3 separate regions of the Homo sapiens genome follow, and all the other regions are linked to region 1. Evidence: chromatin contacts called from ENCODE Hi-C or POLR2A ChIA-PET data. All regions are on one chromosome and are shown on one strand. Each heading gives the region's core, a stretch centred on a gene start or an enhancer-like site at or near the end of the contact. The rest is flanking DNA. Distances are from core to core; before and after follow the strand shown. Region 1 holds the start of HMGB1 (high mobility group box 1). Region 2 has its middle 29 kb from the start of LINC00398. Region 3 overlaps ALOX5AP (arachidonate 5-lipoxygenase activating protein).

Evidence for each region. A loop is a pair of places that touch in the nucleus more often than their neighbours do. ChIA-PET counts read pairs that join two places held with the same protein, here RNA polymerase II (POLR2A). Pooled maps may share reads with other maps.
Region 2: a loop to region 1 is called in a pooled map, with 5 times the contacts of the local background. The contact joins the enhancer-like site here to the promoter of HMGB1 in region 1. A Hi-C loop is called at or near these places in 6 of 50 pooled maps. POLR2A ChIA-PET finds 5 or more read pairs at or near these places in 2 of 52 experiments (HEK293 and activated CD8-positive, alpha-beta memory T cell).
Region 3: a loop to region 1 is called in a pooled map, with 22 times the contacts of the local background. The contact joins the enhancer-like site here to the promoter of HMGB1 in region 1. A Hi-C loop is called at or near these places in 5 of 168 maps with a recorded cell type or tissue (B cell, CD4-positive, alpha-beta memory T cell, CD8-positive, alpha-beta T cell and 2 more), 17 of 37 single-sample maps with no recorded cell type and 18 of 50 pooled maps. POLR2A ChIA-PET finds 5 or more read pairs at or near these places in 6 of 52 experiments (CD8-positive, alpha-beta memory T cell, WTC11, activated CD4-positive, alpha-beta T cell and 3 more).

The regions. Positions count from the first base shown.
Region 1 is chr13:30,463,812-30,467,801 of GRCh38, reverse strand. HMGB1 (high mobility group box 1) reads left to right here and starts at 1,866. Exons shown (of 5, transcript NM_002128.7): 1 at 1,866-2,006. RefSeq lists enhancers at 907-1,682, 1,683-2,458 and silencers at 1,894-2,203, 2,803-3,442.
Region 2 is chr13:30,772,323-30,776,312 of GRCh38, reverse strand. No RefSeq gene overlaps it. Among named protein-coding and RNA genes, the nearest start is that of LINC00398, 29 kb to the left of the region's middle. Within about 2 kb of position 1,997, at least 2 of the 41 ENCODE cell types and tissues checked have a DNase peak (open chromatin) inside an H3K27ac peak, as active enhancers do.
Region 3 is chr13:30,750,024-30,754,013 of GRCh38, reverse strand. ALOX5AP (arachidonate 5-lipoxygenase activating protein) reads right to left here. Exons shown (of 5, transcript NM_001629.4): 3 at 1,892-1,962. The region is part of intron 1 of LOC124903146 (a long non-coding RNA gene); the gene reads left to right. Among named protein-coding and RNA genes, the nearest start is that of ALOX5AP, 16 kb to the right of the region's middle. Within about 2 kb of position 1,698, at least 4 of the 41 ENCODE cell types and tissues checked have a DNase peak (open chromatin) inside an H3K27ac peak, as active enhancers do.

The sequences.
Region 1 (3,990 bases), core at 617-3,116:
ATAGTGCCATATTCAACTAATCGTCAAATTTTAATATCATCGATGCCACTGAAAGTATCTTAATCATTCTCATGAATATTTTGTAATATGAGACATTGAGAAGATAAGACAGTATTGAAATAAATATCTAGATTTAAAAAATATAAAATTTGAATGATTAGTAGAGGGAAGCAGAGGATAGTAAATATGTGTGAAAATAATAACATAAAAGTTAACTTTAGATATATTATCTTTAAACACTGCATGTGCAGTATACCAATTTATATCCTCTTTAATATTATAGTCTTTTTCATGTGCATGTGTGATATATTGTCCATTCACCAAGACTATAATCCCTGAGTCCGATAGTGTATTTTCTTTTAAAAAGAAATCAACATTAAAACAGGAAAGATTATCTAAGCTTACTCTCAAGTAGTTTAATACATTTGAGGAAATAAATTAGGTTATGGATGCTTATAAGCGATATAAAAAATCAAATTAACACGATGTAGGTGATTTATTCCAAATTTGATCTGTTACATTTGGAGGAATTGGTTGTTGGATTTAGAAGTGTACAAAATACCATTAGAGAGTGAAAAAAAAGGGAAGTCTGTTATAACTGAATAGGGGCGTGGTCTGCTCAGGCTAAAAGGAATAGATAGTAGTTTCATAAAGGACTGATATAACTGTAGAGTCTTCAGAACTGGCCACTACAGCCAGCACATTTTCTCTACAGACGTAAGTATGTCTATTAATACCAGCCAGCTTGGTGAGTTAGAGAAACCACAGCCTGTGGATTTGGGCACATGCACTCTCTGCCTGCATCTAATCCTTCGGGTAACCATATACCTACAACTCCTGTAATCCTAGAGCAGTTACATGGATGCACTAAGTGGTGTGATGGGAGGGAAAGATAGCATCACAAGGATTCGTTTGATTGTAACAGTAATCCACACCAAGTCAAATAAAATAGCCAAACAGTTTAGAATGTGGTCTCTAATGAATTTGCTAATTCTACCAGGGCCTCACAAACATTTCCTGCTAGAGTACCCCATATCAAACCAAGTGGCTGTTCTTTAATTACATGGAATAATTATTTGATTTCCAGGAAGTTAAGACAGTGCTTTGTATTTAAATAAAAAGTTCTAGACATGCTGTGAAACTCGATCAAACCAAGAAAAAGGGTGAAACTGAATGCCTGCTCACTGACTCAAGATTTCAGCTGCTCAGCGAGCCTGACGTGACGGCTTATGAGCCCAGAAAAGGGGTATTTTAAACCCGGCTGGCTGGATCATGTCACTTTCTTATAGAAGCCCTGCCTTTCCAGAGACCTAAAGTGTAACGCAATCAGAGACCTTTGAGGGGCTCGAGGCTCGGCGGCTTCCGCCCCTCAGCACCAGCAGAGACCCCAGTTTTCAGGGGACATGATCCCATAGTGTCGCCCTCACTTTTGAAGGGCCATTAAAAGCCTGGGGCCTCTTATCTCAACGGCTTTGGGCGTGAATGTGGGGCAAGAAGGGGGGGGGAGACCTGTGGGTGTCTCTTTTGCCTGAGGAGTTGGAGACACTTGTGGAAAAGTCAGGCCCTTTTCGCTCCGGCGGCCGCTCCGGTGTGGGGCTGGCTTGGGTTAGACACATGCACACATACACCATAGAGCTCTGCTTTCCCGTAGCAGCTGCTGCCTCTGCCTCTGCCTCTCCCGCCTCAGCCTCTTTGCCCGGCATACACACACATTCAGATTTGCGCGCTGTTTCAATCCTTGATGACGTGTCCCCGGAGACAGCCAATAGCAAACGGGCTCTGGTCAGGACAATGGGAGGTATCGGGCCAATGAGCGAGCCCCGTGAGTTGGCGGTAGCCAATAGGAGCCGCGCTGGCTGGAGAGTAATGTTACAGAGCGGAGAGAGTGAGGAGGCTGCGTCTGGCTCCCGCTCTCACAGCCATTGCAGTACATTGAGCTCCATAGAGACAGCACCGGGGCAAGTGAGAGCCGGACGGGCACTGGGCGACTCTGTGCCTCGCTGAGGGTGAGTCTGGGGCAGCGCCGCGGCGGGGAGAGCGCCTCCGGCAGCTCCCCAGCCCGCGCGGCGGCCGGATCCCCGCGGCCGGGAGCCGGCGGGTCAGGATCCACACAAAGGCAAATGAGGGGGGACCGTGGGGGGAACTGCGCACGGAGCGAGCCTCTGCCCGGGCGCCGGGAACGCTGCCCCGCGCCGGTGCCCCGGCCCTCAGGCAGCCTGAGGCGCCGGGAGCCCCGCGCCCCGCGAGTTTCCACCCCCGGCGGCGTCCGCGCTGACTGGCGCAAAAAAAAAAATTTTTTTTTTAATTAAAAAAATTTTGAACGTGTTTTGGGCCCTCGGGCCGGGCGTTCGGGCGGGCGGCGTGCGCGGAGCGCGGCCGGGGCGGCGGGGCCGGCGCGGCTCGGCGGCGGCGGCGGGAGGGCAGCGGCGGCGCTTCCCCGGGCTGCATTGGCCGCCGCCGCAGCGAGCCGGGCGCTGGCGGGGAGCGCGGCCAGCCGGGCGGGCGGCGGGGCGGGCGGGGCGCCGCGGCGGGCGAGGGCGGCGCGGGGGCCTGGGGGCGGCAGTGCGGGCCCGGCCGGCCTCGGCCCGGTCGCGGCGGCGGCGGCGGCCGGGCGGCGGGGGGAGCGGCGCCGCTGCGCTCGCTGGAACATGGCTGACTCGGGCCCGGCGCTGCTGGCTGGAGAGAAAACAAGGCGGGCGGGCGGGGGAGCTGGGCGCAGCAGTTCCGAGGCAACTTTTTTTTTCCTCTCTCTTTTCACAGCCCCGCGTTCTCCGTGCGGGGGCGGCGGGGCGCGCGGCCCGCGCGGAGGGAGACGGGGAGTGGCGGGCGGGTGGGCCCTCGGGCGGCCCCCACCGCGGCGGGGGGAGGGGAGCGGCGCGGAGGGGAGGGCCCGGCCGCGCGCCCCCCGCCCCTCCCCCGGCCGTAATGGCCGAGTGTGTGCGCCAGAGCGCGGCTCGCACCCCGCCCGCCGCCGCCGCCGCGCCCGCACCCTCGCACTCACACACTCTCTCATACACACACACACACACACACACACACAAAGGGAAGGAGCCATATTCTCGCTCGCGCTCGCCCTCGCGGCGGCGGCGGCGCAGGCGGAGAAGACGCGCAGCGGCCATTCCGTGCGCGCCGGCCCCGGCGGCCGCGGGCGGAGCCAGCCCCCATTTCGAGCGGGGCTTCTCCCTGCGCCGAGCCTGACAAAATGGGGGCGGCGGCGGCGCGGGCCTGCAGGGCCTGCCGGGCGCACGTGGCGGCCTCGGGCCTGGGAGCCGGGCCGCGTCCTCTCTCCTCGGCCGCGCGGCCACCGGCGAAGTTCTAGGGGCGGGGGGCTCGCCCCGCGCAGGAGTCACCCCAACTTTCACGGCTCCAAAAAATACTTCCCGAGTTGGGGGAGGGGGCCACCGAGCCACGAGCAGGAGTGGCTTTTGTCCCTCATCCTTGTTTACTCGGAGAAACTTCAGACCGGACGTGTTTAGTCAGAACAGAAATACATCTCAGGGCCAAACCGATAGGAAACGAGGCTGCCTCGCGGTGGCACCGCCACCCCCCAACCGGGTTCCGAGCACCGGAGCTGGCTGCTGCTCCCTCTTTGGAGCAAAGTTTTATGCAAAGAGGGTGTTTTTTGAAACTTTCGGTGCACGGTGATTTTTTTTTTTTAAGGTCCCATAATTAGGAAGAGTCGACTCGCTTAGGCCCTTGTTTATTCCCTATCTAGTGCAAAGCCACGAATTGGCAGCATGTTTTCTGACCTTTGGTTTGGTTGGTTTAAAATGGTGTTCTAGATTTTAAAATCGTTTAAGTGACCAGTTAGATACTCATTCAGAGCAGACTCGGGCGGATAGATAGGGAATACTGTATGGGTATATCTTTGTGTCTAGACTTTTTGAGATCGCCCTGAAGGACTGTTTTTGTTTTGTTTTGTTTGCTTGGCATAGCCCCTTCAAGGAATTTAATCTCTCGGCCATATTCTTGTCTGATTTTACGGAGGTT
Region 2 (3,990 bases), core at 748-3,247, 310 kb before region 1:
CTTACTTTAAAATACCTCAACACTGAGAAATGAATCATGAGTTTGTATTAGTAGAAGCCTCAACTCCAGAGGCATGAAGTTGCTGAAATGGAAACTTCACCTCCACAGGTGGCCAGCTGGTATTCCATCAGAAAGACTTCAGCTCTTCAGATCTCAGTCATCACCTTAGGCTTTGAAAATTAGCATAGTGAGCATCACAAATGGATTTTGATTGATATAAGAGATTTGCTAGTCAGTATGAATACCAGAAATAGGCTTTCGACCGGGCGCGGTGGCTCACGCCTATAATTCCAGCATTTTGGGAGGCTGAGGCGGGCAGGTCACCTGTGGTCGGGAGTTCGAGACCAGCCTGACCAACATGGAGAAACCCCGTCTCTACTAAAAATACAAAATTAGCCTGGCGTGGTGGTGCATGCCTGTAATCCCGGCTACTCTGGAAGCTGAGACAGGAGAATCGCTTGAACCCAGGTGGTGGAGATTGCAGTGAGCCTAGATGGCACCATTGCACTCCAGCCTGGGCAACAAGAGCAAAACTCTGTCTCAAAAAAAAAAAAAAAAAAAAAAAAGGCTCTCAATGGTAAAATTCAAGGTATTCAAGTCTGGTGACTGTGTAAAATATTGTCAGAAATATTGTCAGAGTGCTCCGCACCTGTGCTGAATAGGCAGTAGGAATCTAGTGAGGCCTGTGGCCATGCCCATAGGATCTGCACTGTGGATCCATCCATAGACAGTTCTGCCACCAGCTACTGGTTAGGAGGATTTCTGGTTGCCTAATGCTGACTTCAGGGTATCAGAGTCCTACCTCTGGAATATTGTTGCTTCTCCCTCTAGGGAATTTCATCAGGAGGTGAATCCATCAAGCTCACAGTTTCATGAACTCTCCTGGGCCTGCTTTTTAAAGGAATGTTTGTTTCAAGAACAGTCTGTATTTGGCAGAATTTCTTCTGAGAATTGCTTTTTTGATAACAAGATCTAAAGACATATCTAACTCTCATTCATCTTAAACATCTCAGTGCCATCATATACCCAAAAGAATGCAAGAGTTGTGCATGGACCTATTTGCTAAAGTCAGTTCACAACAGCTTTAAGATAAGATAGACTGAATTTGGATCCCAGATATGCTACTTCCTAGCTCTTTGACCTTGGGCAAATGTCTTCACCAGTAAAACAAGGAAGTTAATATTACCTACTTAATTGGGTTATTAGAGAATTAAATGAGATAAGGCATATGTGATGGTTGATTTTATGTGTCAACCTGACAAGGCTAAGGGATAGCCAAACAGATGGTTAAATATTGCTTCTTAATGTGCTTGTGAGGGTGTTTTCAGAAGATTCAGCATTTTAATCAGTAGACTGAATATAGAAGCTCTGCCCTCACCAATGTGGGCAGGCATCCTCCAATTCGTTGAGGAAAAAAAAGGAAGAAGAAGGGTAAGTTCTCTCCTTCTCTGTTTGAGCTGGGACGTCCATCTTCTTCTGCCTTTGGACATCAGCACTACTGGCTCTTGGGCCTCCAGACCCTGTCTAGTACTTATACCATGCCGATGTCCCCTCCCACACAGGTTCTCAGGCCTTCAGACTTACACTGATCTACACCACCGCTTTCTTGGTTCTCCAGGTTGCAGGCAGCAGATCTTGAGCCTTCTCAGCCTCCGTAATTGTGTGAGCCAATTCTCATAACCAATTAATCAAGCAATCAATCAATTCTATCAGTGCTGTTTCACCAAAGAACCCTGACTAATACAGCGTGCAAAGCACACAGTGCACTTCCGGCTTACGGTAAGAAAGTAACAAATGCATGGTCACGGTTATTATTATGAGTTTAGGTATTCTTCTTTCTTATTATAAACAGCTTTCCAATGTCCTTTAACTTTCATTTTCCATGATGATTTATTTAGAACTATAAATCGAAACTGTTCACTCTTGGGTTTCTGTGACCTACTTTGCTGTGGTGTTTCTGCTGCCTCTCTGACTGCTTCCTGTCCTCCAGCACAATGAAAGTTCTGCAAAGATAGCGACATTGTCTCTGTCATCACCACTGATGCCCAGGACCTATCCATATGCCTGGTATATGGTGGGAGTGCAATTGGGATTTATCTGTACTGAGTCTCCTCAGCACCCAGGCTCAAAACCAAGCATTCTCTCTTATTCTCTCTCCTTTTCCTGATCCCTACCAACCAATCCTGCTTCCTGTTTGCTGTCATTCATAATGTTACACCTTCCATTTTATTTTTCCATTCTGTCAGCTGCCATCTTTGTCTGGGTGCCATCTTGCATTTAGACCGTTGAAATTGTCCCCTACCAATTGTCTCCAGCTGGTTTCCTGTTTCTAGCCTGGCTGGTTTTTATCATCAAACTATCCTCTAGGAAACTGCCAAATTATTTCTATTAAAACCCTGCTTTGCACAAGTTATCTTCCCCTCTCTCTGTGTGTGTCTCTCTCTCTCACACACACACATACTGCACATACACACACACACACACACCCCCCAAACACTTTCAATAACTCACTACTGAAAGCATCCAACAACCTAACTCAGGGACCTTCCTTTCAGGAAATTCTTCATTCCTGTCAAGATGGTTTACTTATTATCTCCAACTGTTCTTCTGTGCCTACTTTTGTTCACAGTCTAGAGGCTCTCAGCCCTTTCCACCAAAGCCTCCCTTAGTGACAGAGGAGGGTGGCTGTAGTACCCAGCCAAAGATGCTGCTTTCAAGTCTTGTGTTTTATATCAAGAAGCCATATGCATTTTGCATTGCTATCACCTAATATATCCATGTTTGTCATAATACCTAAACCTTTTAAATTATAGCCATCCAGTTAGATTGAACGGGCCCAATCTCCAGGGTGAGAGAGATGCGTCGGGTTAAGTCTTTGTGAACCCTCTAGCTCTCACCATGGGGCACAATTCCCCCAGACACCCCCTTTTACTCCCCGTCACTGCTGTCAGTCCCATTCCATAATCTTCTCCCAGGCCTCAGTGAAGTCCTTCCTTTCTATCCTTGACTATTTCTGGCAGCAGTCACTGTCTCCTCGGAGGCCCTGGAGTCCATTCTGCTAGTCCACCATGCTGTAGCTTGAACCACTGAGCAGCTTTCAAGAACAATTTTGTCCCCCCAAATAAAAGGCAGCCTCCTTGAAACAAGGATCCTCTGTTAGACCAGTGTTTATCCCGCCAGGTGCAGCAAGCAGCTCTGGACACAAACAGCTCTCAACACTGTAATCTACAACACTCATCTGCTCGAAAGCGCCTCTTTCACATTTTCATTTCATATGGATTTTTTTGTCTGTTTTTTTCCTCTTTACGTCCTGGACCTCACGGTGGCATCCTCTTCTCCTTTCTCAGGTTTAAGTGAACTAAACACTGAGTTATCTCTCAAAACTGGGAGTTTTTCTGATGCTGTGCTTCCAACACAACAATACAAAAGAGAAATAAGAGTAGTAAACATGGGGGTGGGAGGAAGGGCAAAAATAATGGCTACTTTATTTTTCCTTTCTTTTCTTTCAGCATTTCATCAAGACGAAGCTCCGTGCTCAGCATTTCATTTGCTTTGTTTCATGATAGTATCAATTGGGAATATTTCACTGATGTGAAGTGGAACAGTCTAGAAAAGTACACAGGCAACCCTCAACTCCCCTGCAACCCACCTCCTTTGCCTACCTGTCCACTCTCATTTAATGTCTTAATAATAACCCCACCATATGGGAAAAATGAAGGCGGGGAAGTCATGAAAAGAGAGGCTTTGAAACAAAAGGTTAAAATGAGATGAGGTTCAGACATTAGCGAGGTCCCCATTAACCCAGGTGATTGGAGGGGATGCAGAAAGGATGTGTCAGCTGAACCACAGAATGTTATTATAGCTCTTTCTCTCTCAGCAGGCATCCACCGTACCACACACACACACACACACACACACACACACACACACACCACCTCCTTTCCCCTGACTCCTCTCCCCAGCCTTTTTCTGAGGCTGAAAATTACAAGA
Region 3 (3,990 bases), core at 449-2,948, 290 kb before region 1:
CCTGCCTCGGCCTCCCAAAGTGCTGGGATTACAGGCATGAGCCACTGTGCCTGGCCCATGCTATTCTCTAAAAATCACAAAGCTGTCACAATCACGATTTGCCTTGGGCAAAGTTTTTCCTTATGTTATACCATCTGAATGATTCTGCTCCAACTTACTGGTCCATTTTTCTTTCAATGGGAACCCAATTGAACATGAGCTAACAGAGATTATGGGTGGAAAATGGCCACACTCATACCCCTGTGCAAGGAAGGTGAGTGCCTCCTGCAGGGAAGTGGGCTGCTGGCACCAGGAGGGTACAAATCCAGCCCCTAAAATTCTGATGTTCGTTCAAGCCACTTGTTCCTCTGGGACTTGAGCTTCTGCTCTATAAAGTGAGGGATTTGCACTAGAATTATCTTTGGGTTTCCTTTCTGCTAAAAAAAATTCTACAGTCTACTTTATTCCTAAGAAATGACGATTATCAACCAAGGTTACTGATGCTTTTGTCTGCTGGCAATGACAAAGCTTGTTTTGACAGGAAATACCTATTTCCAGGGCTACGAAACACCTTCAAACTCCCATTGTATTTATCTAGCTACAGCAAGTCCGCATTCATCTAGATCAAGCATCATCTAAGACATAAAAAGAACCATAACTCCTAGTAAGAGCATAGTTTGACTTGATTTTTCAAGTAATGCGAGACATGTTTCCTATTTAACTCAGGAGAGAAAATAGGAAATAAATGGTGAGCTTACTGACAGCCTTCTCAGCACAGAAGGAGTGCCACGTGGTGTCCCTTAAGTGGTTTCTGCTGCCGCCTCACCTCTGCTCTCTATCACTGAACTTGGTTCTCTTCCCATATGGCGCTTCCCACCCTTGTCATTGTCTTCATTCACTGACTTCTGTGGTCCATCTTGCCAGCTGGCCTGTGCCTCACCGCCAGGTGACCTCTAGAAGCTACTCTTTATTTATCACTGTATATCTAGGCACAGGGCTTGGCACAGAGTAGCTCTTCAATATATATTTATTATGTAAATGAATAAAGTAAGAGGATCTTTGTGAAAAATCCAGAATTTTAAGTCAAAAGACCCAGGCACTCATTCTGCCTGTGTTCTTCACCAGCTGAGTAGCTGTACCCAAGTTACTTTATCTCCCTGAGTCAAAGTATCCTGAAAGGTAATAAGGGACATAAAATCCACTCTATCTACTTTACAGAGCGGGGAGACAACAATAAGTCTTAAACAGTTCATCATGGGACTGAGTGTGGCCTTTCTGCCTGTGCCCTCCAGGGCCACAGAAGCTGGCCAGTTCATGCCGATCTGCCACCAGGCACAGTGCCAGGCGTGGCCCCGAAAGGGGACCAAAAGTATGACTGATTTCCACTCAATGTTAAATCAACTCTGGAAGTTGATTTGTCTTTCCAACTTGCTCAAGTCAAGCCTGTGGGCTGCTGATAACTGTGGGAAGGCCGGGGATGTGGCATCCAGCCCGTGGCTCAGTGGAAACATGCCTGAAGGAGGGCCACCACACTGGAAGCTTATTAGCAGAAGAGCCAAGTGACAGCGGTCCCAAAATAGATCCCTCAGGCACTCTCATTTATAATGCCCTTGTATCTGAACTAACACTGCTTAAGGATTCTGAGTCACATTTAGCCTTAAACCACCCTTGTCAGCACAGCAGCTCTCAGCCAGCCACCAGGGAGCAAGCATTAGCAATGCATTATCACACGCGCTCTGCACGGGTGCAGAGCATGCCTGAAACACGGCCTCCCGAGGGCTCTCACCTCTCCAGGGCTTCACAGATGGGAGCCAGAGGTCAGGCAAAGTCCTTTCAACAAAAAGCCTGCCCTTTGAACCTCCTTGAGATGCACTTTATAGAAGGAGAATGAACAAAGGGAAGTCTGAGTTACCTTGGCTGCAAAGTAGCCCCGCAGACCAGAGCACAGCGAGGAAAGTGGGGTACGCATCTACACAGTTCTGGCTGCAGAATAAACAAACAAGGAGAAAAACAATCAGAGACCAAGTTAGTGCAATGTGGTCTGAAAATTACCTGAAAGTTGAAGTTAATAATCACCATCGTGCATGAAACATAAATCCCATTCGTAATTCCACTTACATCTACCCAATAAGATGGGGCAGCCAGCTGCCACCTGGGAAACAAACAATGGTATAAAGCAAACACATGTTCATAATCCATTAACTCTGTTCCTACGGTGATGCGTAAGGGAGACTTGGTTTCTTGATGTATTCCTCTGGCAGGGTTCCTGTTCCTGGCGGTGCCCCTGCGCTTCTTGGAATTGAAGAGTGAGCAATGCAGACAGAGGATGTGGCCACACTGGCATGGGGGTGGTCGGGGAGAAGAGCCCAACTAAGGAAACTTTTCTATCAGATCCACAAATCAGCCCAGGTCTGCAAGCCAGGCTGAGCAAAGAAGGGTGATCTTCAAATGTTAAAGACAACAAAGTCAACTCAAAAAAGCTGGTGCTCAGAAACTTAGCTTACTAAGAGGGTGATCACTGTATGCTGGGCACAGTCCTCACTCCCTGGAGAGTTCTCACTCTACCGTGGATGTTTTGCACCCTTCCTCTCTTTTTAACTCACCATATTCCTGTGAGTTCACATGATAACTGTATGAGTTTCCTCTTGCTGCTGTAACAAGTGGCCACAAACTGAGTGGCTTAAAACAACACGCCTTGTAATCCCAGCAATTTGGGAGGCTGAGGCAGGCAGATCACAAGGTCAGGAGTTCAAGACCAGCCTGGCCAACATGGTGAAACCCTGTCTCTACTAAAAACACAAAAAATAGCCAGGTGTGGTGGCAAGCACCTGTAATCCCAGCTACTCAGGAGGCTGAGGCAGGAGAATCACTTGAACCTGGGAGGCGGAGGTTGCAGCGAGCCAAGATCACACCACTGCACTCCAGCCCAGGCAACAGAGCAAGACTCTGTCTCAAAAAAACAAAAAACACCCTTTTACTATGGTTCAGGATGTCAGAAATCCAAAATAAATCTCAAAGGGCTATAAAGTCAAGATATTAGCAGGGCTGCAATCCTTCTGGAACTTCTAGGGGAGAAACCATTTCCTTGCCTTCTCCAGCTTCTAGAGGTCACCTGTATTCCTTGACTCAGAACCTCCTTCCAACCTGAAAGTCAGGGATGGCCCATCAAATCTTTCTTATTTTGAATGACTCTGACATCTACTCTTATGCCTCCTTCTTCCACATTAAAAAGACCCTTGTGGTTACATCAGGTCCTACCCAGATCATCCAGGATAATCTCTTTATTTTAAGGCCAACTGGCTAGCTGCCTGAATTTCCCCTTGCCATGTAACATAACATATTCACAGGTTCCTAGGATTAGGATGTGGGCATGATTGGTGAGGGGGCCATTATTCTGCCTATCACAATTGCTCTCATGTTTCCAATAAGGAACTCAGGCTTGGAGAAGCTGAATAACTTGCTCAGGGTCATCCAGCTAGGGAGTGGCAAAGCCGGGATTCACACCATAATCAGTCTGTCTCCAAAGCCATGTCTGTTAACTCTTCAACTATACTAAATTAAATCATAGGTGTCCTCCTGAGAAGTCTGCAGTCCAGATCAGGACAATAAATATGCCCATCCATGAAAAACAGTGTAACTAGACTTGAGAGGCATAAAAAGGGAGGGAAATAAATACAGAGGAAAGGTCACTTGACTAGGATTAAAGTCTCCATCCTGACTTTAACCAGCTGTTCACCATTGGCAAAACAATCTCTCTGGATTTAGTTTCCTTATCTGTAAAACTGAGAGACTGATTATAATTCTGAGGTCCATGTGAATTCTCACAGTCCATGGTCGAAGGTGGCAGTTCTCCAGGCATGCTCTCGGGACCAGAGGCGGCAGCAGCATCGAGAACATGTTAGAAATGCAAATGTTCACACCCACCTCAGGCCTTCAGAATTTAAAACTCTGTGTTGGGGCCCAGAAATCTGTTTTAACAAGCCCTCCATGTGATGCTGATGCCTGCTGACG